2 separate regions of the Homo sapiens genome follow, and region 1 is linked to region 2. Evidence: chromatin loops called from intact Hi-C (ENCODE). Cell type or tissue: heart left ventricle. All regions are shown on one strand. Links, peaks and the distances in the headings refer to the core of each region. The heading gives the core; the rest is flanking DNA. Region 1 overlaps LIX1 (limb and CNS expressed 1). Region 2 overlaps LIX1-AS1 (LIX1 and RIOK2 antisense RNA 1).

Region 1 (5,388 bases), core at 326-5,325, 50 kb after region 2:
CATCTTTGCCAGTTATTGAAAATTGAGGGATAATTTACTCAATTAAAAGGGTATTTATAAAGGATATTGGCAAATTTAATTCCTTTCTGGTTGTTTTCATTCATAGGATATGGTACAACTTTGTTCACTATTTCCAAGAAAATTTGTAATGTTACCAGTTTACAAAAAGGTTTACTTTATTTTAGCCCAATGAACTTTCACTGACAAATTAATGGCTACTTCTTACCTGAAAGTTGCCAAAACAGCTTCCCCCTGGGAGGGTCACGTAACTCACAAAGGGAGGCCCAGGAGCTGGCAGTGACTCATAGACCACCACACCTTCACTTGGGAATGCAGCCTTCTGCTGCTGCTTGCTTTCCCAAAATTCCTGTAACATTGACACAACGTTCACTGAAAAAGACAAGAAACACCATCAGTTATTAAGGATGGACATAATCTGGTGCAAAACCAAAATTTTATTTGCAAGCTGGATTCTGTAGCATGACAGTTCCAGTTTAAGTAGAGCTGGGTATGTGGATAGTGGGGTGGAGGGGCTTTTAGCTGTGAAAGAATATACTTTATTTAAATATATTTAAAGTATGTTAAAATATACAAATTGAACCTGTTATTTACAAATGCAAATGTGTATATTTCTTAATGAGTAAGGCTCAAGAAGTGGTTTTGGTACCCTAATTAAAACAATATAGCAGTATTTCAAATTTACTCTATAAATTAATTTTTAATATAAAAATTAAAAATCTCATTCTGCTTTGAACATTTGTCTTAATAGACTTTATCCAGAGCTGTGATTATCTGTGGTCCTCTTTCTCATTTCTCATAGATTCTTAAGCCTGCAAAGATTTAAGAAGAGAAAGTCAGAAAGAAGGGAACTCTTTCATGCTCCTTCCACCCCAGTCTAAACGAGAATGAAAGGCAGTTGTAGAATAAGCAGGAGGCTGGAAAAATCCATGAGTGAAACTAATAACATGAAGACCTTGTTAAGAACAAGGTCTGTTCGAGTATTTCAGAAAACATAGTAATGGCTAGAGCCATATGTTTTAGATTAAATGACCTGTGATAGCCTGCAGAAGTTCCAGATCAAATTAGATTGGTTTGTTTATCCTGTACTGCAAATTAAATTGTAGAAATTAACAAGGATAATAGAATTGTAGAGTCAAAAGTGACCTTATAGGTCATGTAGGCAAAGCCCTGCCTAATGCAGGAATTCCTCGCCAGCATTCCTGACAGCTGCTCATCTGGCCTGTACCTGAACATGTGGAAGGACCTAGTACTTGCCACAACCTGAGGCAGCCTATTTCAACTGCTAATGGTTCTGTGAAAAGGTCCTTGTAGGAGTGAACTGAAATCTGCTTTCCTGTAAGGTTCATGCAGAGGGTCTACTTCTCATTTCTGAGGCCTCAAAAAGTTTATTTCCTTATCCACATGGGAGCCCACCACAGGTTTAAAAGCAGTATAAGACATCTGTTGTTTTGCTTGCCTGGCATTCACTTCCCTGCTTGTGGAAACAGCACCAAGATTTTCCTTGAACAATCATGTGGTCTCGAGGGGTGCAGGTGGGAATTTGGCCATAGCCAAGCCATTTAGGGACAATGAATGTGTTGAAAATGTTGAAAGTTTCCTGTTTTCAGTGGGGTTTCTGGAGCCGTAGGAGGTAAGCATGGTGCTGCCCAAGCAAGAAGAAAATCTGGCTGAGAAGAAAGCCCAGAGAACGGTTCAGTAAAGAGATGGAGGAGGGCTAAGTTTTGACAACATAGTTTGAGCTCCTGGTTTCAGCTATGCCCATAATCCAGGATCCTTGATTGGACTTGAAGTTATCTAACCAACCCACCTGCTTTTTCCTTAAGCCATTTTCAGGTGGCATCTCTCACATGCATATGAAAAGTACACTAAACAGTCAACACTCATGTTTTTTCAAGTTCTAGATTAAATAGTTTTTGCTCTTTCAAACATGCTTTGTGTAACACGGCATCTATGCCCTTTGCCATTATCCTGAATATATTCTTGGATCTGCTTTAAAATTCTGGACAGTGACATTTTTCAGTGAGTCTGGAGTATCTCAGAGTGTGATCTGGAGGCAAAATCATTGTATAGCCACTTTCTAAATGTTTACTAGAGCACTAGGTGTCTGCACCTCCTCTGTAGGTCACTGATCAGCTTCATGGTGTATAGTTCAGGCAAATTCTGGCAACTCCTAAGGAACTGGTTGCCATGTATATTTAAAAACTGCAGTGTTTAGTAATTTAAGAAGTGATTTGGGAAAGAAATTGGGAAAATGTTAAAAGTAGTGAGGGGATACTTGAGTTAATCAATAAAATACATATTGAATGGTCAAGTTGAGAATTGGTCATTACAGAGCTTTTTAATTTTTTTGAAAATATTTGAAATAATATTTTCTTTCTTTTTTTTTTTTTTTTTTTTGAGACAGAGTCTTGCTCAATCGCCCAGGCTGGAGTGCAGTGGCACGATCTCGGCTCATTGCAAGCTCTGCCTCCCTGGTTCACGCCATTCTCCTGCCTCAGCCTCCTGAGTAGCTGGGACTACAGGTGCCCACCACTACGCCCAGCTAATTTTTTTGTATTTTCAGTAGAGACAGGGTTTCACTGTTAGCCAGGATGGTCTTGATCTCCTGACCTTGTGATCCGCCCATCTCGGCCTCCCAAAGTGCTGGGATTACAGGCGTGAGCCACCGTGCCCACCCTGAAATAATATTTTCTACTAGTTGATGTAACTCAAAATAGAATTAGAACTTTTATTTTCTAAACTATTATTTCTGTCCCCTACTCTCCTCCTTTCCCTCCCACCCCTGAGGAAACAAATATCTATGAGCTAGCTGACTTGAGTCTCTGCTTGCAGTTGACCTCCAGAAGTCAGCAGAGATGTCCTAAAGATTGAAGACTGTAACTAATGCCAGTAGCCTGTTACTCTTCTTGTCAACAAGGACTATTAGCCTCCTACTTTGTCAGTCAGTTGTTGACTGGTGTTTAGCTGAGAAGTGGAGGAGGAAGTTGAGGACCCATGATAGTCTAGGTAAAATGCATGATAATCTAGGGAAAATGAACACAAGAATTTTGGCATGTAAAGCTTTTGGGATTAAAAAGTTTGAAGGTATGCACTAAGTCGATTTCTGTGTGAATAAAAGTTGAAGTTTTCAAATTTTTCATTCTGCAATTTTGAAAGATTTCTCTGATGATCCCATAGATGTCATCACCCACCAAGAGTGCAATATATATACATACAGACACACAATCCATCTTTCTATCTCTATCTATTCTTGTCGACTCAAAAACCAGACAAATGAAGTGCAGAGGGAAGAAGGCCAGCTTGCCGTTTGGAATTCCAAAGATGGGTATATCAGAAAATGCTCTATTTATGAAACACATGCTTCTTTATTTGGGGTGGTAGCATCAACAAGGTTTGTGGACAATTTCAAAGAAAATATGAGCAGAGGTTCAAGAGCTGCTGAAGAAAATCACCCAAGTTTGAGAGTAGGCGTCAATCAATACATAGTTGATCTCTAGGTGCAGTTGTACCTTCAGTGCCCAGCCAATGATCCTGCCTTCCATGTTACAGAATAAACTTGAGCTACCAAGTGTGCAATATCCATCCCTATGTCTAGGGACCCATCTGCACAAATGCTCAGCTCCACCTTATTTCCTACAGTCTCAAAAGAATTTGTGCTGCTTTTCCTGGAATTGTTCTCTTAGTCACTCCCATGGCCTATTTTTAAAAGTTCCCTCATTATTCACTCTTTCCCAGCAGCCAAAGTGTGCTCAAAACAACTATTAAGTGAATAAATGAATGAATCCATCAATCAATTAAATGAAACACTCAATCTTGGAGCTATGTCTGGCTACTAGTTATTAAAATGCTCCCAATATAGCCAAACTGCTAGAAAGAATATTCCACATTGACTATCTCTGCTTCCTTATGTTCCATTTATTTTTAACCTACTTCAAGTAATGTAGGCTTTCCTCTAAATTATTCCACTGAAATTACTACAAATGTACCAATTCCTGGTTTTCAGTCCTTATTTACTTGACTTCTTAGCTGTGTTTGATAAAGCTGATAACTTTCTTCTAGAAACCTTGTCTCCCTAGGCTTTTCCTCCTCAGTCTGCATCTCTTCCTGATCATTTCTCCTTGGTGTCTTTTGTGGATTTCTCTTCCTCTGCTCACTACTCATGTTGGCTAGCATGGAAATCTTGTCTTGTCTCCTCTTGTTCTCTTCCAGCTATTCTCCTTGAATGATAGAACCCACCATAATATACACAGATAGCTCCCAAACTATTCTCCTGCATCTCCAATTTTGTTATCAGACACTGCCATTTGGATGTTGCAAAAACTCAACATATTTTCAAACTCAACTCATTTTCTTTTTCATAAACTCTTCTCTTCCTCCTGAATTACTTTTCTTTCTCCTGGGTTACAAAAAAAAAGTGATGTTATCATCTACCTAGTTACCTAAATCAGAAACTGGGCATAAACCTTAAACTTCATTTCCTCTTTCAATATCTAATAAATGCCCAAGTTTTGTCAGTTTCATATCCTGATGTCTCCCATCAGCATCAGTTTCTTTCAGTCTATACTGCCATTACTGCATTCGTTCATGCTCACTGTATCTGATCAAGCATACCACAATACCCTCCTGACTCCAACCAGCCTCCCATCCAACCTATACTCCCACTGTTTCCGGGGTAATATCACTGAATCTCATAGCCGATCAAATCACTCACATCTTCAAGTCCTTCTATGGGTCCCTAATTAACTATGGAATGAATAACTCCTTGGCAAGGCATAGAAGACCCTATGTCTCACTATTCTCTCTTGTCCTAACCTCCTCTCCCCAAGTTCACCCTTCACGTTCCTCACTCCCTATGCTTCTTATGCTTCTCAAAAGCCAGTACTTCCATTCATCCTCCTGGAATGCCCTTCTTTCCACTGTCTATTGTCTTCTTGAATGGTACCTACTCTTTTTCAAGACTTGCTTCCAGCATCAGTTTCTCAAAAACAAAAACAAAATAATCTCAAAGCCCTTGCTAAAGAAAGTGCACGCCCTACCCGCAAGAAACATCATGGATATCACTTGGGAACTTGTTAAAAATGCAGGATCTCAGGCTCCACCCTAGGCCTTCTGAAATATAATCTGCTTCTTAACAAGATTTAAAAAAAAAACTGGTGCATGTTAAAATTTGAGATGCCTTGCTGTAGGAAGAAGTGACCATTCCTATCCTCCTAATGTACCTATTATATGCATTTTCCCATTTCATCCTTACAGCACCCCCTTGAAATAGGTATTATCATTCACATCCTACAAAGGAAAAAAAAAAGAAGTTGAAGGTGTAATCACACAGCTACTAAGTCTTAGACCTAGGATTTTTAACCTAGTTTT
Region 2 (5,388 bases), core at 288-5,287:
AGAAAATAAATTTCTGTTGTTTAAGCCACTCAGCCTAACCAGTACATGACCAATGATCTTCCTCTAGTTTAGCAGCAAATATTAAATATTTTCATTCACCTATTCATTTATTTCATTCAACCAGTATTTCTGAAACACCTATCCTGTGCTGTGAAGTACTGATAATGGATTAGGTACTGAGCTAGGAGATGGAGATTTTTGTTTTCATGGGCTCCCATTTTGTAGAGCAGAGATGCATGAGCCAGCACCCCTGAAATATTTGTTATTTCCTGAAGCTCCATGCTGTCTTCCAACTCCATGTCTTTGCACAGTTGTTCCCATTGGTACACTTTTCTTAACCTGCCCCACCCAACAGTCTATCTTGAAAGTTCCTGTTTATCTTTCAAGACTCGGCTCAGGTATTACTTCCTTCCCTAATTCTTCCTAGACATGCCTTTTCTGCGTTTATATTGAAAAACTAAGCCTTAGAAAATTTAAACAACTTACCCAAGGTTATATAACCATTAAGTTTAAGAGCAGGAATGCAATCCCAGGTAAGTATGGCTTTACCTTGGCTCCTGTGTAGACTAACATAACACGGAGTTATATAATCGAGAGAACACACTGGGCTGGGAGCCAAATGCCAGATCTATTTCATGTCATCTATGTGACATTGGGTAAGTCATGTAAAATTCTCAAGCCTCAGTTTTTTTAAATCTAAAAAACAGGGATGAGAAAGTTATCTCACAGGATAGTTGTGAGAATTAAAATATGACATTTAATTAGAAATCATGTAGCAAAGTGCTTAGCTCAATGAATATTTATTAGGAAAAGATATTTTAGTCTTCTTAGGCCTGATCATATAGGCCCATGAAGCTCTTGTGTTTGTGTAAAACACTTTCTTTCTCTTGTGTGCGTGCTTCAAATGCTCACTCGTTAGTCAACAGCAGCTCCTGGGTAATTGTCTTGAGGATCTGAGGTTAGATCAGTAGCTTTCTAGCTAAAAATGTCTCCCGGAGGAGCAGAAGCATATTTCCATATCGGCTTCTAAGTCTCCTATGTTTTTGATTACAGCTGTGTGAAATGAATGGAAAAAGACTGAAATGATTAAGTAACTCTGCTGCTCTCCATTGGTGATGGGGAGTGAATTTGACAGGAGACGAGCAGACAAAGTCCTAGGATTCCAAAGAATTTTAATGGGCAACTGAATGTTAATAATTGTCAGAGCAAGACTCAGATGATCACATCAAATCCTCACAGGCATCTTATGTTATTTCCTCTACATCTTACACAAGTGGGAGACAACTAATAACATGGCCCGTGTACCATGATGCAGCCCAGAACTATGAATTTGACGAGGACATGGTTGATGATATTCCTTCTCTAAATACGATCCTCAGACCAGAAGCATCAGTGTCACTTGGGAAGTTGTTAGAAATACATTTTAAGGGCCCCACTCCAGACCTACTGCACCACAGGCTATGTTTCTAAAAGATCCCCAGGTGATTCTCAGCTTTATTAAAGTCAAAAAAGTACTGAATTAACCATTGATGACAAAGCATTTGTGCTCAGATCTACACAATGGCAATAGACAGTTTTAACTTCCTTGCTGTGTGTCTCTGGGCAAACTACTTAACCTCTCTGACTCTATTTTCTCATTTATAAACTAGAGATAATAGTAGTTCCTACCTCACAGGGTTTTTCAAAGTAAGTGTGCCATAAATAAATGTAAAGCCCTTAGGATAGTACTTGCTGCATAGGAAGACAGCAAAATATTCTTGTTTTACAAGTGATAATAATAGTAATAATAGATCTTAAAAGACTCATCCAAGTCACACAGTTAAAGTAGAAACAGAAAATTATAAGCCTCAAAATAATTGAAGACAGAGGCCACCAATTTTGGTTCCTGTCAATGAAGAACTTCGAAGGAGGGGAAATATTGATACAGTGGCTTTGAGTAGATCATCTCTGGGGCAGCCATGACTGACATCTTATCAGGTGGATCAGAAAAGGTCAACAAATATCTGACATACCTATTGCATACCAAAATTTAAGTTAAATTATTATTTCTTCTATCTCTTATCATCATAAACCTGAGTTTTTGTCCAAGTCTGTTTGCTAGGAAAGGCTGGCAGACTCCCAGTAAAATGGAAAGGTCTGTATTAATAATTCTAGTGACTGTTACCTTATAACTTTGGGATTAGAATAAGTTTCTGATAACAACATTTACAAGAATATTTGCCATAGATAACTCTATTTGTTCGCCTATGTTTATGAGTGGAATTTGATTTTATGCTCAAAAACTATTGATGACAATCTACTATTACAACTGTTGATGACAATCTACTATTGCATCTCTGATTTGGCTGTATACAACTGGACAAGTGTAAAATGACTCTGCAGATATCTTTAAAATTAGGAATCCAGATAAAAGCATATGCGGGTGAGGTTTTTTTGGTAAAATGTATTTTACAAGTAAAAGAAATTAAACAATTTAAAATGTACATTGTGGAATATAAATTTGTCACAATTAACAAGTGGTAGAGTGACTATGTCACAATTTAGTTGGGCAGAAGGGCAGGGGCATACCAAGGCTATGTAAAACGATTCACATTAGAACTTCTAATTGTGTGGAATTAAGAAAATTTGGCTAGGTGGAGTGGCTCATGCCCATAATCCCAGCACTTTAGAAGGCCGAGGTGGGTGGATCCCTTGAGCCCAGGAATTTGAGAACAGCCTGAGCAACATGGTGAAACCTTGTCTCTACAAAAAGTTAGCCAGGTGTTGTGGTGCATGCCTGTAGTTCCAGCTACTCAGGAGGCTGAGGTGGGAGGATTAACTAAGCCCGGGAGGCAGAGGTTGTAGTAAGCCGAAATTGCATCACTGCACTCCAGCCTGGGCCACAGAGTAAGATCCTGTCTCACAAAAAAAAAAAAATAAAATAAAATAATGAAGTAAAAGAAAAAGAAAAAATTTAAGTAGACTATGATGAAAGATAGCAAGCATTTATATTATATCATTCAATTAGAGCACCGTCTGAGTTAATGTTTTATGAGATTGCAGTTTTCAACTGTAGAGGATTACTTGATCATATTTGCTGTTTAACTTTCCTCCCTCATTAATCTATGGTTAACTGAAGTAGATTATTTGTTTTCAATTTGATCTAAATATGTCTTTTATAATCATTTCCATCTTTATAAACATAATTAATTCCTTCAAGTGTCCAGGTGGTAAATTCTCTCCTACATCTACTTCTATATATAGAGAGAGAGAGGGAGAGAGCTGGCAAGGAAAGAAAAGAGACAGTAATATATTGCTTAATGAAGGGGAGAATTCTGAGATTTTGTCATTTTGCAAACATCGTAGAGTGGACTTACACAAACCTAGGTGGTATAGCATATTGTCCCTAGGCTACAAACCTGTACAGCATGCTGTACTGAATACTATAGGCAATTGTAACACAATGGTTGGTATTTCTATATGTAAACATAGAAATGGTACAGTAAAAATATGGCGTAAAAGATAAAAACTGGTGCACCTGTGTAGGGCACGTAACATGCATGGAGGACTAGAAGATGCTTGGGGTGAGTCAGTGAGTGAGCAGTGAGTGAATGTGAAGGCCTAGGACATTACCCTACTGAATACTTTATGAACACTGTACACTTAGGCTACACTATAAACACAAATTTTTCTTTCTTCAATAATAAATTAACTTCAGCTTACTGTAACTTTTTTTTACTTTAAAGTTTATAAGGTAGGTTCGTTTATACCAGCATCACCACAAACATGGGAGTAATGCATTGTGCTACGATGTTATTATGGCTATGACTTCCATAGGTGATGGAAGTTTTTCAACTCCATTATATTCTTATGACGCCACTGGCATATGTACAGTTTGACATTGACTGGAAGGTCACTGTGCAGTACATGACTGAATATACACATACACATACTAACAATTTGGATATTAAACAGGGGAGATGATATAGATTATTGGGCAGAGAGCATAGTGGCATTGGATCGTTTGCTGATGATATTTGCATAAAGTAATTAAATCTGCCCCTGAGAAATAAACTTCCTTTGCTGATAGGAAGAAAATCTTTCTCATCAGACAGGTTTTCCTGTATCAGGGTTTACTCAGTTTGAACTGCTCAGGTATTATAATGCTGAAGCTTTCTCTTTTAATTACTTAGGCAAACTGGAATAACTTTCCTGCATACAGAAATGTATTTTGTTTTAAATGCTCAAAGTCTAATTAATCAGAATGTCGGTGCTCATTTGTATCAGGGGAAACCAGGGGAGAAGAGGGGGAAGGAAATTATCACAGTTGTCTTTGTTCCTTGGTGCTAACAGATTTAAAATGTCACCTTTGCTGCAAACTCTGTACCTCTGTAATGACAGAGAGGAAGCACAGCTGTGTGCCTTGGCTCTCTTGTGGGACCAAGTGAATTTCGTCAAGGGATCTGTAGCATCTATTGTGAGGGTGGAGGAGCTGATTCATTTAATGACACATGGGTTTGAGACATCATTTGCCAACCCCACTGAGAAAAACAAAACAAGAACTTAACCAGCACATGGGCACCATGTGAGCTTTTCTCTTTTTGTGTCCCTTTTCTTTATTGTTCAGTGCCCACCCCTTTCTTGGTAGGCAGAGGGGATATATATAGAGAGAAGGGGTGTGGGACACAAGGGCTGGTATAGAATGTGGAAATCTGTAGCATATTATTTCAAAGCACAGCACAATGGTTTGGTGGGAATCAAAGAATAGAAACAAAAATGTTCAGTGGCATAACCAAATAGAATGGTGCAAGGGAAGAAGGCACATAAAAGGAAAAGAGAAACTCTCAGCACTATTTGAATGGGCAGTTTAATGTTTGTGCTTAAGTTCTCCTTTTGCTGTAGCTGTTCTACTAGAGGCAGGGTGGCCTTCCACGGGATGACCAGCATGCGCCTATTGTTAAAGCAAACTAAATGGGGCCTGAGAAGGACTCCGTACTTCTATATTTGAGTCCTTGTGGACTACTGGCAACCTAACTTAATAGCTAGAGAAGATTGAAAATCTAACTTAGGAATGTGTGTCTGTAACAGTCGCTGAGTCCTGTCCAATCACAGCAGCCATACTTCAACCACTCACACACTGCTGGAGTGTTCAAACTGTGTTTAAATGAGGCAAACGCCAACCTGTAACTAATCCAGCTGTTTCTGTGCCTCACTTCCAATTTCTGTACATCACTGCCTTTTTTTTCTACAAATTTCTTCTGACCACAAGGCATCCCTGGAGTCTCCCTGAATCTGCTATGATTCTGGAGGCTGTCCGATTTGCAAATCGCTCATTGCTCAGTTAAACACCTTTAAATTTAATTCGGCTAAAGTTTTTCTTGTAACACTATTCTAGTGTCTTTCCTCCCC

The links. A loop is a pair of places that touch in the nucleus more often than their neighbours do. Peaks named below come from ENCODE experiments on the same cell type or tissue, not always from the same donor. Only the 100,000 strongest peaks of a DNase experiment are listed, where the experiment ranks them.
Region 1: it touches region 2 in a loop (2.4-fold over the local background); 2 of 110 quality-filtered maps call a loop at or near these places.

Annotation. Positions count from the first base shown.
Region 1 is chr5:97,124,240-97,129,627 of GRCh38, forward strand. LIX1 (limb and CNS expressed 1) reads right to left here. Exons shown (of 6, transcript NM_153234.5): 2 at 227-390. Among named protein-coding and RNA genes, the nearest start is that of LIX1, 16 kb to the right of the region's middle. RefSeq lists an enhancer at 1-736. In heart left ventricle, for the core only: no CTCF peak of the experiment used is centred there; no DNase peak of the experiment used is centred there; H3K27ac peaks cover 460 bases.
Region 2 is chr5:97,074,701-97,080,088 of GRCh38, forward strand. The region is part of intron 1 of LIX1-AS1 (LIX1 and RIOK2 antisense RNA 1); the gene reads left to right. Among named protein-coding and RNA genes, the nearest start is that of LIX1-AS1, 3.7 kb to the left of the region's middle. In heart left ventricle, for the core only: no CTCF peak of the experiment used is centred there; no DNase peak of the experiment used is centred there.